Regions from separate parts of the Homo sapiens genome. Here region 2 is linked to region 1. A link is a loop called in an ENCODE intact Hi-C map of the cell type or tissue named here. Cell type or tissue: IMR-90. All regions are shown on one strand. Each heading gives the region's core, and the rest is flanking DNA. Links, peaks and the distances in the headings are about the cores only. Region 1 has its middle 72 kb from the start of LINC01066. Region 2 overlaps HSPH1 (heat shock protein family H (Hsp110) member 1).

What was found. Hi-C counts contacts between places; a loop is a spot of excess contacts. Peaks named below come from ENCODE experiments on the same cell type or tissue, not always from the same donor. Only the 100,000 strongest peaks of a DNase experiment are listed, where the experiment ranks them.
Region 2: a loop joins it to region 1, with 2.4 times the contacts of the local background. A loop is called at or near these places in 1 of 110 quality-filtered maps.

Annotation. Positions count from the first base shown.
Region 1 is chr13:31,062,562-31,072,976 of GRCh38, reverse strand. No RefSeq gene overlaps it. Among named protein-coding and RNA genes, the nearest start is that of LINC01066, 72 kb to the right of the region's middle. In IMR-90, for the core only: no CTCF peak of the experiment used is centred there; a DNase peak (open chromatin) is centred at 4,986.
Region 2 is chr13:31,145,543-31,149,542 of GRCh38, reverse strand. HSPH1 (heat shock protein family H (Hsp110) member 1) reads left to right here. Exons shown (of 18, transcript NM_006644.4): 9 at 1,063-1,169; 10 at 1,451-1,584; 11 at 3,775-3,980. Among named protein-coding and RNA genes, the nearest start is that of HSPH1, 14 kb to the left of the region's middle. In IMR-90, for the core only: no CTCF peak of the experiment used is centred there; no DNase peak of the experiment used is centred there.

The DNA of each region.
Region 1 (10,415 bases), core at 3,226-7,225:
GCACAAGGGAAATCCACCTCTATGATCCAATCACCTCCCACCAGGCCCCTCCTCCAACACTGGGGATTACAACTGGACATGAGATTTGGGCAGGGGTACAAATCCAAACCATATCGGGGGAATGGGGAGATATGAGACAGGCACAGGAGGAAACCCCTGATGGGCTTGTCCCTACCTGTGGCTTTCCCAGAGTGTGCTGCTTCCGACCACTGCTTTGGGAGAGAGATGGGTGTAGCTCTGAATTTTAACTTCACAAACACATTCATTCAACAAGTATTGATTGAGCATCTATTATGTGCCATGCACTATTCTAAGCACTTGAGACACAACAGTGTACAAAACAGACAAGAATCCCTGTCTTTGAGGGAAGACAGACCATAAACAGCAAACACAACAGGTAAACAATATAGTATATGAGAAGGTGATTAGATGAATGGATTTAAACAAGGATAGAACAAGTAAGGAGGATTGGGAATGCCAAGAACTAGGGGGTGGGCATTTCCAACAGATAATAAAGTGAGCAGAGTCCGCCTCATTGAGAAGTCACATTTGAGCAGACTTGAAAAAGGCAAGGGAGTAAGCTTTGTGGATATTTGCAGGGGGAATCTTCCACACAGAGGGGAGAAACTGTGGAAAGGCCCTAAATATATTTAAAGAGACTGGAGTGGCTGGGAGTGAGTGAGCGAGGAACAGAGGTCAGAGACGAGGCCAGAAAGGGAAGGAATGGGGTGAGTCACACAGGCCCTGGGAGACTCTGGCTTTTAGTTTGAGTGAGATGGGGCCCATTGGTGGATCTGGAGGGCTTGGGCCTATAGTTTTATAGGATCTCCATGGCTGCTGTGAGAGAATAGGCTGAAGGGGCAGGATGGAAGCAGGGAGACCAGCGAGGAGGTGCTTGCTGAAATCCAGAAAAGAGAAGATCATGATGGTACTAGATGGTAGCAGCGGTGCTGGAGAGAAGAGGGCAGGTTCTGGGTATATTATGACTGTGGAACCAACAGTAGAATGCAGGTTGTAGGAGAGAAAAGTCAAAGGTGGCCACTAGGTTTTTGGCCTGAGCAACCGCAAGGACGGATTTAGCCCCAACTGAGACAGGGAAGTTGGTGGAACAGGTTTGAGGGAGAAGATCTGGGTTTCGGGTTTGGAATTCATTTTGACTTCCATTATCTATCCAAGTGCAGGTAACCATGTGTGAGCCAAGATCACTGGAAACACCAGGCTGAGATTCAGGGAGAGACCTGGGCTAGAGATACAAATTTGGAGCTGACAGATACCAATGATACTGGGAGATATCAGTAAGAGAGTGATGCAGACATGGAAGCAGAGATGAACGAGGACTGAACTCTGGGGGCTCCAACATCAAGTCAGGGAGATGTGGAGGGATGAGGAAGGGAGACAGAGAAGCAGCAACCAGGGGAGAGAAGGAAAACCAAGACAGGTTGGGGTTTTGAACTCAAGTGAGAGAAGTATATGAAGAAAGCCTGGGTGATTAGGTGCTTCAAATGCTGACAACAGATGAGATGAAGATTGGTAGGTGGATTTAGCAACAGGAGGGGCACTGGTGACTCTTATGAGAGTGGTTTTGGTGGCATTGTGGGGACACAGAGTAGGTTGGAGGGGTTCCTAGAGAGAATGTGGGGAGAGGAATTGGGAAGGTTGAGTCTAGGCAACTTTTGCCAGGAGTTTCACTCCAAAGGCTTTCTGAGCTTCAGTATCTCATCTTAGCATGGTGCCTGGCACATGGTAAATACTCAACAAAAAGTCACTAGAATGATGTCGATCCGCATGAATCCTTTCTACAGTCTGATTGTCTAGTTCTCAAGAGAGACTTGTTCAATGAAATCATAATAGTTTAGAGCTGTAAGCAATTGTAGTGACCTCAGGTTTCTGTGATGTGAGAAGGAAGAAGAGATGGACAGAACACTTTCTTTAGAAGAAGGAGTCTGCATCTGAGTTAGAAGGGTCCTCAGAGCTCACACCCAATTGTCTGATTGAGCCAGAGGGGAAACTGAGGCCTAACATCACAGCTCTGTTAGTGGCTGAGCTGGGGCTAAAACTAAGACTTTCTTGTTCTGAAGTCATTGCTTTTGATGTGTCCAAACAAATACTGGATTTTGAGCTGCTTCAGCCTCCAAAGGCTGAATTTCCATTTCTTAGGACACAATCCATTATCTTTCTGGAAAACCGAATTTCTTAGTTCCAAGGAAGTCTAATGAGTGTTCCCAACAATCTCTTTGACCACTGAGTATCTCTTTCTAACACTTTGGTGACTTAAATGTCAGTGAATCAGAACTTTATAAAGGATGCTTTCCTTGAAAGATAATGTGATGTGCACTCCTAGGCCATAAACCAGAGAGCTGGAGGGGGCTCAGAGCAGACTTCTAGCAGGAAAGCGACAAGGTGATATTCCACGGAAGGCTGACACCTTGGGCATGAGTTGTTACATATCCTCCATGATGTTCAGATGTTCAGTGGCAAATGGGACTAGATTTTAAAAGATAAAAAGAAGGAGAAAACTAGGATTTCAGCCTTCTCAAAGGCTCAGAAATGCTCAGGCACCACTAGGCTGGAAGGCATCAAAAAAGAAATGGCTGGCGTCATTGTGTGGGTGGCTGACTGCTGAGTCGCTTAAAATGGTGTTAACTATTTTGTGCATTACAAATGCACCACTTGGTGAGTTCAAACCAGGCCCTTAAAGTCCAGGGGTGGGGCTGGTGAGTGGAGCTGGGAGGAGGAGGAGAGGAGGGAGAGAAGGTAACTAAAAGATAGTTACAGTTAGGAAAAAAGGGAAGAAAATCCCAGTGAATGAAATATCTGGAGAAGATCTCCAGCAAGAGTGACCCAAGTCATTACCATCCTCTCCATTATAAATTCACAACGCTGACCTTCTCTGCTTCTGCCTCCTCCCCAGTGGGTGGGCCTGGCCGGGCAGCAGGCAGGACCATCTGTGTTTGGGCTCTTCAGGGATTCCTGTCTTCTGTTGCTGCTGCTGCTGCTGTTTCTGCTTTTGCTCAGGTAGGCAGGGAGCCCAACCAAAGATCCTAAAGATGACCAAAGGCAGCAACTCAGGCAGCTTTCTCAGGTTACACCTTCTCAATGCCCTAGGGATGAATAATAACATTTCCTTTTCCTGGGATCAGAGATTTATTCTGCTCCAGGGCCAGAATCTCCCTTTGATACTAGGCTGTCCCAGTATAAGTCCCGGAACCTGAAGGGCTTTAACAGCCCAAGTCTAGGGGATGGCAGGTGGGATCCTGGCTTTGGGGGTCAGAAAAACTGGAGTCGAGTCCCAGTTCCTTCTCTTTCAGCTAAGTGACCTTGTGGGCAAATTTATCTGGGCTTAAGTTTCCTCATCTGTAAAATGGTGATGAGCACAATTCATACCCAATGGGATACCATGAAGACGAAATCATGTAATGCATGTGAGTGGTCCTTGACCTTGGCTACGAACTAAAGTCACTGGGAAGTGCCTAAAAAATACAGATACCTGGGCTGTACCCCCTTGAATAATGGTTTTTGCTCTTGGCTGTGTATTAGAATCGCTGCAGGGGCTTTTAAAAGTCTCAATGCCCAGGCCAATTAGATCAGAATCTCTGAGCATAAAACCCAGGGAACGAGCTGTTATAAAGTCCCCAGATGATTCCAGTGGGCACCCAAGACTTAGAGTCACTGACAAACATGAAAATTACTTAAAATTAGTAAGCCAAACACATGTAAAGAATCATCATCAGTATCAACTGAAAATTAAATGTGATGATAGTGACATTGGCTATCTGGATGGGGCTTTCCAACATACTCTCGAAAGCTTCACAATATGAATATAAAGTTTAATACAGTAAGTGTGAAAAATTAAGAAGGTCTTCAAGAGACAAGTTGTTAGGAAGCATCATGATAGATTATTGTGATTAAAGAATGCCTCATGCACACACAAGTCACCCACAGGTGTTCTCAAAGGTAGAATCTGCTTTAGCAGTTCTGGGGTGGGGCCTGAGGCCCTGCCTTTCTAACACATGCCCAAGTAATGCCCCTGCTGTGGGCCCCAGGGTTAAATGCACAGGCTCTGGAGACAGATGAGGTTCATGTGCCCAGCCTTCCATAGCTGAGTTGTGTGACTCAGGGTACCATTCTTCATGTTTTCTGTCGTCAATGAACCTCCCCTCCCTGTCCCTGTTTGTGGAGAGTGCACCCCTCCTGTACTCTAATCTTCTGGGTTAGTTGAATCGTCCCACCCCTGCTCTTCTAGGTTAGCTGAATCATCATTGTCCCTGAGCCAGACTGGTTCAACAGGACCCTTCCTGGGGTGGTTGAGGACCAAGAGCATCAGCCAGTCCCTGTGCAGTTTAGCAGGGCAAAGGCTCATGGCCCTCTGAGGGGAGCGGTGTGCAGAGGGAATCAGGTGAGGGAGGAACAGAGATGAAGCAGCATTGGAGTCCCTGTTCTGTGGAGCTGCTTTTCTGCCCTTCCTGTGTTATATAAGCTGTCCAAAAAATTCTCCTTTTTGTTCAAGTCAGTTTGAGCTGGGTTTTTCTCAATGCAGTGTAGGGGGTGGTGGGGGGAAAGGCCCCAAGAAATGCCTTAACTATTCTGTACTTTAGTTTTCTTACCTGTGAGATGGAGTGAATAGTAAGTGGGTTGTAAATCATAAGGTTGTTATGGAGATTAAATAACGTAATACATGTAAGGCACTTTGTACAGTGCCTGCCCTTAAGTAAGCATTCCAGTTAGGAAGATCCAGGGCTGGCCAGAGGTCTGCATCCATTTCAGGGATTCCTGGGATCCACGGAATGGTCCATCGTAAAGGCATTCGATTCCTGGTTCAAATTTGGATCAGTCTGACCTCTTAAAGTCTACCAGGTGCTGAGGGAGTGTGTCCTCAGTCTAGTCCAGACAAACTGACTCCCACATGAATAGCACAGCCTCACCCTGCCACCCTCCCCACTCCTTTGACCTGAGATCAGCTTGGTAAAGTCCATGCCCAGACTTAGTGATTCACTGGGGGCTGTAAGATTGAGGGTGAGTCAGAAGCTGGGTTCTCCCTGGGCCTTTCTGGGAATTCACTTGCTCTAAGTCTATCTTCCAGAAACTCGGCGTGTCTTCAGGTTCTGGGCTTTCACTTATGGCTCTCACATCCAGCATGCCTTTCTTAAAATTTTCTAAAAATTTCCAAATTCCATTTCATACAAATGCCCCATATCAACCGTCCATGTCAATATCACTGTATATTTCACATAATGTAGCACATTAGGGGTGCTCAAATGGTATAGCCTGACATGACTTGCAGTGGATTTTGCTTTGATTTCAAGTCAACATACAGTAATGGAGCTCTCAGTGTGTGTGAAGCCCGTGGTAGGAGTGCCCTCCCTCACTCTGCCTCCCTGGCGGCCACGTGGTGTGAAGCTTATGAAACTAAAGGCAAACTAAGCAGTGGAGGATGCTACATTTTTGAGCTGCACTGGGAGTTATTAGCAGAGTGTGGGATGCCTGTCGCAATGCTGAAACTACAAAGATGGGAGCCATCCGAGGACCCAACACCCCAAAAGAGCATATCACAAGCATGATAGGCGTAAAAGCAGTACCTATTACTAGAGCGCTGGGCCCATGGATGGAGCTGGAAATGACAGCTTTCATAGAATCCTAGTAGTTCAGCTAGAAATAAAAAAGTGAGAAAATGCTAATTAATAAAATCACCCCACAGGTCACAAGAGTTTGTAAAAACGTCTAAAGCATTCTTTCAAAATGCATTTCATGAGGAAGAAAGGAACCACTTGCTCAAAAGATAGGAACGTTTCAAAAAAGCACACGTCTGTGTGGGCAGACCCGTGTAGGTAGCCTGGTGGAGTGTGGAGTGGGTGATGGTCTCTTCCCGTTACACTCGCTTGAGGAGAACACTAGAACAGACAATGCCTGGGTATCCTTTCTGACAGTCCGTGTTCAAGTTTCTACTGGCTATTTTAGATTTTTCTGAGAAAATCTGAATGTTGCCTGCATAGCCGCAGGGCTTTTACAGAGAAAACAATTTGTCCTTCCCTAGAACTCATTTTTAAATTGGAGGCTATGCTGAATATCGTACCGGGAGGAATAAAACTGCCCCCGACCCCCGTCTTTGAAAATCAAGAGCTGGACTCTGGAACAAATGTGCGGGAATTAGGGAACCAGGGCTTTTGGGCAGGACCCTGAGAAAGGGCCAGGGGCAGTCTTAGCTGCATGGGACCAGATTCCGTGGGGTTTGAGGAGCTCCTCTCCTCTCAGACCACCTTTCCCAGCAGAAGTCCTTATTAGGAATATGGGTGTGGCTGGGAGCCAGTGGTTCACACCTGTAATCCCAGCACTTTGGGAGGCTGAGGCAGGAGGATTGCTTGAGTCCAGGAGTTTGAGACCAGCCTGGGCAACATAGCAAGAACCCATCTCTACAGGAGGGAATCTTATCAGGGTCATGGAAATGTTCTAAAATTGGATTATGGTAATACTTGCACAACTCATTACACTTATAAACTGTACATTTAAATGAGTGAATTTTATGATATAAATTGTACCTCAATAAAGTTGAAGAAAAAAGAACCCCATTCTACATTCCAGCTACCCTTGAGAAACATGTCATATTACTACGTATGCTTGTTTATTCAGATTATTGTTTTGTTTTTTTTCTTTCTTCTTTTTTCAGGTTATTGTTTTCTTTTTGTACCTAGCTTTCTTAATTCACATTTCTGTTCTATTGCAGGATTGGTACTTAATTTTCTTCTCTTTGTATTCACTTTGTTGGTTTTCATCTTTTAGACAAATGCTATTTTCTTGGCCCAATTTTTCTTTCCCTTTAATTTTCCTTTCCCTTTAATTTTCCTTTTCACTTATCAAATGTTTGGTGATGTTTCCGTTTTTCCTTTCATTGTATTGTATTTCCCACCACTCTTTTCTTACATATGGCTTCATAATTAAGAACCTTCTCTGCCTGGCCGAAGCCTGATGTGTTTAGACAGAGTTAAGAGGCGTGGGCATGAGACCGTGCTCCCCCACTGGCTGCTCTCATCACAGCCATCCTCGGGACACTGCTCCCCTCCTGTTCCTTCGGCTGCCATGTCCACTCTGCACGTGGTTTCTGGGCTCTCTTGACATAAAGGACACTGTCTTGCTTCTTTATGCATTTGAGAAATACAAATATAGCTTCTCAGAGCCAATAGAAGTCTCAGGGAGTCAATCTCACATTGGTAATCACATTACTGGTCCTAAGACACTCTGGCCATTTGAGTTGCCTCTTACTCCAACATGAGGAAGGAAACGCCATCTGCTACCTTCGGACTCAAAAGACACCTGGGATAAGGCCCTCCCAAGCCAATCACAGCACAAAACTCAAACTGATTAATTTCACTAGCTTCAGAAAAACAGATGTGTATCATTCTTTATACTATTCTGTGTATTTCACGGAATATTTATTTTTGTTTTCAGCTAGGTTTGAGAAGTTATCTCCAGACCAGCAGTGACTTATTAAAGAATACTTACTATTTCTTATTTATTTGACTGCTTGTGGGATATATCTGGAGAGAGACAGAGGACAGGCTGGAAAATTCTTTTTTTTTTTTTTTCCAGAGATAATATTTCACTCTGTCACTCAGATTGGAGTGCAGGAGTGTGATCATAGCTCCAGATAACCTCCAACTCCTGGGCTCAAGTGATTCTCCTGCCTTAGCCTCCCAAATAGCTGAGACTACAAATGTAGACCACCGCACCTGGCTAATTTAAAGACATTTTTTGTAGAGACGGGGTCTTGCCATGTTATCCTCAAGAGATCTTTCCTCTTTGCCTTCCCAAAGTGCTGGGATTACAGACATGAGCCACCTCATCCTACCACAAATTCTAGCTTACTTTTACTTTTTTTTTTTTTTTTACCTGAGTAACCCAGTCTCCATGCACTTTCCAATGGATATAGTTTATATTTGGAGAGGGCACCGCATTGTTAATGGTAATGTTTGGCATGTTCTTAATTTTGGGCATCTTCTTCCAAGTTCTAAGGGGAAAAACATAAAAATCTCAAAAGATGAGAATGACTCACCATCACACATCCTTCTCATTCTAACTAGGAGCCTTTTCTCAGGCTCTTTTAGGTCAGGAATCACCCCCTGCCCCCATAGCCTTCACTCATATAATTCTTCTCATTCTCGGAGGCCTCAATAATCATCCTCAGGGCCTCTCTGCATATGCCAGACCATTTGAGCTCTCTCTTTTCTGGATTCCAGAAAAGTCGAGCATGTAGCTGCCATTTTTGATGTGTGCTGCTCTTATTTTCTCATAAGATGTGTACAGCCTGAAGGCAAGTGTGCTTCCTTTAGAGTCCCACGAGCCCCAGCAGTGAGGAGGACTCAACAAACTGACTGGGTGAGGGCTCCAAGGACTAACCTGTGTGTTCCAGTAAGGGCTTGAGCGGCCTTTCAAAATATGATATTGCACTTTTGAAGTCAGTCCCACAAAGAAGTGGACTTTGCTTGTAGTCAACATGTATGAAGGCAAATGGTGGCATCTGTGAAGTCCCATGTCATAAAAGTTCTTGAATAATTGATTAACTCAAATGAGGGCTCTGAGACAGGCTGTCCTTTCCATGGCCAAGGCAGGAACAAAGCAGTTGGTGCAATGAGGAATGATGAACTGTGGAAGACGCCATGGATGTCCACCTCTTCCCAACAAAATCAAGGCACAGATCTCCTAATCTCAGGGGCCTATTGTGACCCAGTTCTGGCCAGTGAAATGAAGTGAAATCAGCGGAGGAGCTCTGGGAAAACTTTTTCTTGTCTAATAAAATGTGAAACTAGTGTGAGACATACATCCTCTCTTTCCTCTCTCTGTATGTGTATGTGTGTGTGTGTCTGTCTGTCTGGTTTTCCTCTCCCCTGGTTGGCACTCTTCATCCTGATTCCAAACACAATTGAGATGTCTGGAGCTACAGCAGCCATTTTGAGACCCTGAGGCCACAGTGTGAAAGACAAAAAGTCAAGAGGCTAAGGATGGTGAAATGAGAGGATGAAGACTCAAAACTCTTGACTACATCATTAATCAGCTAAACCCATGTGGGCAACCACCTATATCCGGACATGTTTGTTAAAAGAAAACCCTTTTATTCTCTATGAGTCATTTTTCCCTGTTACTTAATAATAGCAAACATTTATTAAGTTCTTATTATGTGTCAAGCACTGTTCCAAGAACTTTATACCTTTATAGTTATTGATCCATTTACTTGTTTATTTTTGAAACAGAGTCTTGCTCTGTGGCCCAAGCTGGAGTGCAGTGGCAGGATCTTGGCTCACCGCAACCTCCACCTCCCAGGTTTAAGTGATTCTCCTGCCTCAGCCTCCCTGGTAGCTGGGATTACAGGTGCCTGCCACCACAGTAAGCTAATTTTTGTATTTTTAGTAGAGACAGGGGTTTGCCATGTTGGCCAGACTGATCTCAAACTTTTGACCTGAAGTGTGTGCTCCAACCACATCAGCCTCCCAAAGTGCTGGGATTACAGGCATGAGCCACCACTCCTGGCCTCTTGATCCATTTCCTCTTAAACATAACTCTATGAGATAAGCACTATTCATTATTCCTTTTTTAGGGATGAGGAAACTGAGACACAGAAAGATAAGTATCTTGCCAAAGTTAGCAAGTAGCAGGATGAGGATTCAAACCCAGGCAGTCTGGATTGCAGCTTAAAACATTCATAACGGATGGATTAACTATACATAATAGTCTACAATGGACATTCCCATGGTTCAACAAATCATAGAATTGTGGGACTGTTTTAGAGTTGTGAGGGATCCTTTGAGATGAGTGAATATGTTACAGTAGATATAACCTGGAATGGTGATCTCTGCCTTATGGAAACCTGTAGGCAAGATGTTTTTATACAGTTTAGCAGCAATTATGGAAATGCATTGTCTTCTTCAAGGCAGTCCCCATATTGGCATTTCCCCTTAGTAATTGTTTTCCCATTTTATTAAGCATTTCATAATAAAGTTCTCTTCCTCTGCACTTTTTAATTGCTATCATGGCAGTACATTGTCTTGTTTAAATTACTCATTACTTTTGACTATATTTTTTTCTTTCTTTCTTTTTTTTTTTTTTTTTTTTTTGAGACAGAGTCTTGCTCTGTTGCCCCTGAGCTGGAGTGCAGTGGCGCTATCTTGGCTCACTGCAACCTCTGCCTCCAGAGTTCAAGCGATTCTCCTGCCTCAACCTTCTGAGTAGCTGGGATTACAGGCGCACACCACTGCACCTGGCTAATTTTTGTATTTTCAGTAGAGATGAGGTTTCACCATGTTGGCCAGGCTGGTCTCAAACTCCTGACCTCATGTGATCCACCCACCTCAGCCTCCCAAAGTGCTGGGATTACAGGTGTGAGCCGCCGCACCCAGCCACTTTTGACTACTTTTTAAGTGTTACGTTTG
Region 2 (4,000 bases), core at 1-4,000, 80 kb before region 1:
ACCCTCTCTTATCCCCAAATTGATTTTTAATCTGCTTATCAGATAAAAAGGCAGCCCAGAAGCATGAAGTTAGTTTGGTGAAAAACACCAAATCTAGAAGTTATTCGGTTAAAAAAAGAAAATAATTAGTTTATATTTAGGATATTATAGTCAAGATCTAAATATAGTTTTAAATAAAGTTTCAAGTTAACATTTGAGTTTTAAGCTAGTAGCAGTTTTTAAAATATGAAACAGGATTCTGTAAACAAAGGTATTTAGAGTGACTGACTGCCTTTGTATACTTATAAAAGGAAGAATATGTAGATACTAAATATTAATAATAATCCATTGTATTATCCATCCTGTTCTATGGGGTTTTTGTTTTTGCTTTTTTCTTCATAATGGAATATGCCTCCTTAATTAACTGATTCCTTCAAATGATGGAAGTTTATATTTTCTTCAGAAGTAGAGCTAATTTTGGCCTCTCTTTTGAAGGATCCTATAGTAAATGATGAATTGACTTTTTTGGTCTATTTAGCTTAATCATCTATTTAGTTATTTTTATATGTCCTGTCTAAATAGGGAATTGTCCACCTATCTGTTGGGTGTTGCCTTTCCCAAATTTGAATTTACCATTGCTTGCTTCATTTACAAAATTACTTAAAAATATGAACATTATGGCCCTTTGGGGGGTTTCTCAGACATTTGGAAAGCAGTGTAGACAGAACTGTTCATGTATGTATGTATTATACATATTCAAAAGTGATACAATTTGAAATTGCTATCAGCAAGGCATTTCTAGAAAGACCAGGCTTTTTTCCTAATCCCCTGTGAAACCTGTTATTGATTAATTGTCGTTATCCTAAGATATATTATTTGTCTTTGTACCTAGTAATTGGCATAGTATTTAGATGGTAAAATAAATTCTTTGTTTAGATGAAATATACTGGAAACAATTCTGGAATGTGAGTTGTTTTTTTTTTTTTTTTTTGAAAACCCTGTCCATCCATTGGAATTGAGTTTTATATTAAAAGATGACTGGGAAGTGTTCATGTGCTCATGATTTTTTTTTTTTTTTTTAAGTGTGCAATACTTTCCCCGGCATTTAAAGTTAGAGAATTTTCCGTCACAGATGCAGTTCCTTTTCCAATATCTCTGATCTGGAACCATGATTCAGAAGATACTGAAGGGTATGTAGCAGAAAATAACATTCAGATACTATAATGTAAAGAAGAAAAATTAACAAATGACTTCTCTAGTAGAGTCATTAACAAATGACTTCTCTAGTAGTCATTAATTTACCTGGAATCTTTGAACAACCAAATCTACCAAAATATTTCTCTCATTTTGGTATTGTAAATGATGAGATAGAATTGATAAAGATTTTAGAAAGCCTCTTTTCTGTTTGTGTAGCACAGTAAGCATATTTTAAGTTCTTCATCTGCTGAATGCCTTTTTCTTTTCTCTCTAGTGTTCATGAAGTCTTTAGTCGAAACCATGCTGCTCCTTTCTCCAAAGTTCTCACCTTTCTGAGAAGGGGGCCTTTTGAGCTAGAAGCTTTCTATTCTGATCCCCAAGGAGTTCCATATCCAGAAGCAAAAATAGGTAAGGAGTTCATTGTGTATATTTTACTCTTTTAGTTAAAGACTTAGCTTCTCACTCATTGTACAAACTTTAAAAGTTGTCTTATTCTTAGTAATGTTGAGGGGAACATAATTCTGTGTGAAGACATTTTCTGTTTAGAATAATGGTGATGGAGAAATATCTTCATTTTATTGAGGAGTCAGCTGGTCTAGAGATAGAATGACTTGGTAGTTCTGTTACTTGGAGTTCTGCTGTTACTTAAAAGTATGTGTGTGTGTATATATATATGAACACTTTAATATTTTCACTGTTCTGATACAGTCTGTATATAAAGGATTATCCGTGCTTTTAATACTAACTTTTTCTCTAGATTAAGTGTAATTTGCAGTCTGTTACTTCTAATTTAAAACCTGAGTCAGCGACCATTGTGAATCTACTTCTCAAGTGTACCTTTGTGTTATCTTTTCTAAAGATAAGTTTTTTTTGGTACATATTTTGGGGGGACACTTGACACCATCCATCTACTTTTACCCATAGTAACTCTCTTTCCCAGACCATAGGTGAAATTTGCCAATATTGCTAGGTCTTTTCAGGACGTACCCTTGCCTCACACCTTTTCATAAATAAATTGTTTGAAGGAGTCCAACCTGATCAGTTGTGTTTTCTTTCTTACTACTTTAAAGGCTAAAATGTTCTGACCCAGAGTTGTGGTGTATTGTTAAAAACAGTTTTCATGAATTTATTTTTAGGAAAAGAAATCATTGCATGTAGACTTGTAAGATTTTGATAAATTGGAATCTGTGCATTAACTCGTTACTGTGTGGAAGATAAAATCCCAGCTCTTTGGCATGGCATCTAATTTTTCATGTTTGATTGAAACTGAAAACGTCGTACATGCTTGAGCCATCTTACATCCCACTTTCCAGAGTAAATGCTGTTTCTTTAGATAGATGGATCTTTTGGCAAATATTTCCTGAACTACTGATTTGACAATTAATCAAGGTGTATTCCTTCATCTTTCAGTGACATTGTAATTAAATCTATAGTTCTGTGTGTTTATATAGACAGCACTTTAAATACTAGGCAGTTAAATTCCATTTAGAGCTTTGCACATAATAGGTTCAAAATACTTATTTTTGACTCAGTGGTCTCTGGAGTAACAGTACTTACTTGTGGCTATAACTTACACCTAGCACTTGGTTCTGTAGTAAGTGCTCACTGTACTTAATCCTCAGAGGTATAGAAAGGTAACTTTTGTAACAGGTCACACAGCCAGGATTCAAGCCCAGACAGTCTGGATTAAAGTCTACACTTTTAACCATTAGTAATGTTCTGGAACCCCACTGTATTGTACATAATAATTTCAGGCTTTCATACAGATTTTGGCTCACCTCCCTTATTTAAAACAGCTAAATGTTTTGATTATTTAACCAAGAGAATGGTACTCTTTAAAAGGTTATAGGATTAAAATTCAGCATGTGCTTGCTATCATCTTCCTTATGCTTGCAAACAAATTTTCATGTCCAGTTTGTGCTCACCCATCTGGAGAAGTAGGGTAGGAGGAGACAAGGACTGCTTGTTATCAGTATCTTAGATTCAGTGTTTGCCTAGTGTTAAAATAGTTATAAGAGTGCCCTTACCTTTGAAAGTTTTTATGGCATGCTAAGATTAATTTCAAGTGTATATATTTTAAGAGGTCATAGTTATAGTATATATTAGAGGACTTCAATTTGGTAAAGACTAGGTAGAAGATTTTACAATAGCAGTTCTCAAGTGTTATTTTTTTAGCCTTTGTATTTTTCTTATCTGTCTCCTTTACACAGATAGATTTTTATTGATTTATTAAGAGACACGGTCTCACTTTGTCACCAGGCTGAAGTGCAGTGATGTGATCATAGCTCAATGCTACCTTGAACTCTTGGGCTCAAGGAGTCCTCCCGCCTCAGACTCCTGAGTAGCTGGGACTACAGGCGCATGCCACTGTGCTCGGCTAATTTATTATTCATTTTTTTAATTTGTATTTTTTTTGTAGAGACAGATCTCACTATCTTGCCCAGGCTGGTCTCAAACTCTTGGGCTCAAGTGACCCACCACGGCCTCCCAAAGTGCTGGGATTACAGACATGAACCACCCACCTGGCCTCCTCTACAGAGATTTAGACTTAATTCTAAATAAATTGTGATTTTGTGATTTTTGTTGTTGTTGTTCTAGGCCGCTTTGTAGTTCAGAATGTTTCTGCACAGAAAGATGGAGAAAAATCTAGAGTAAAAGTCAAAGTGCGAGTCAACACCCATGGCATTTTCACCATCTCTACGGCATCTATGGTGGAGAAAGTCCCAACTGAGGAGAATGAAATGTCTTCTGAAGCTGACATGGAGTGTCTGAATCAGAGACCACCAGAAAACCCAGACACTGATGTAAGTTTGTGGATAAACCT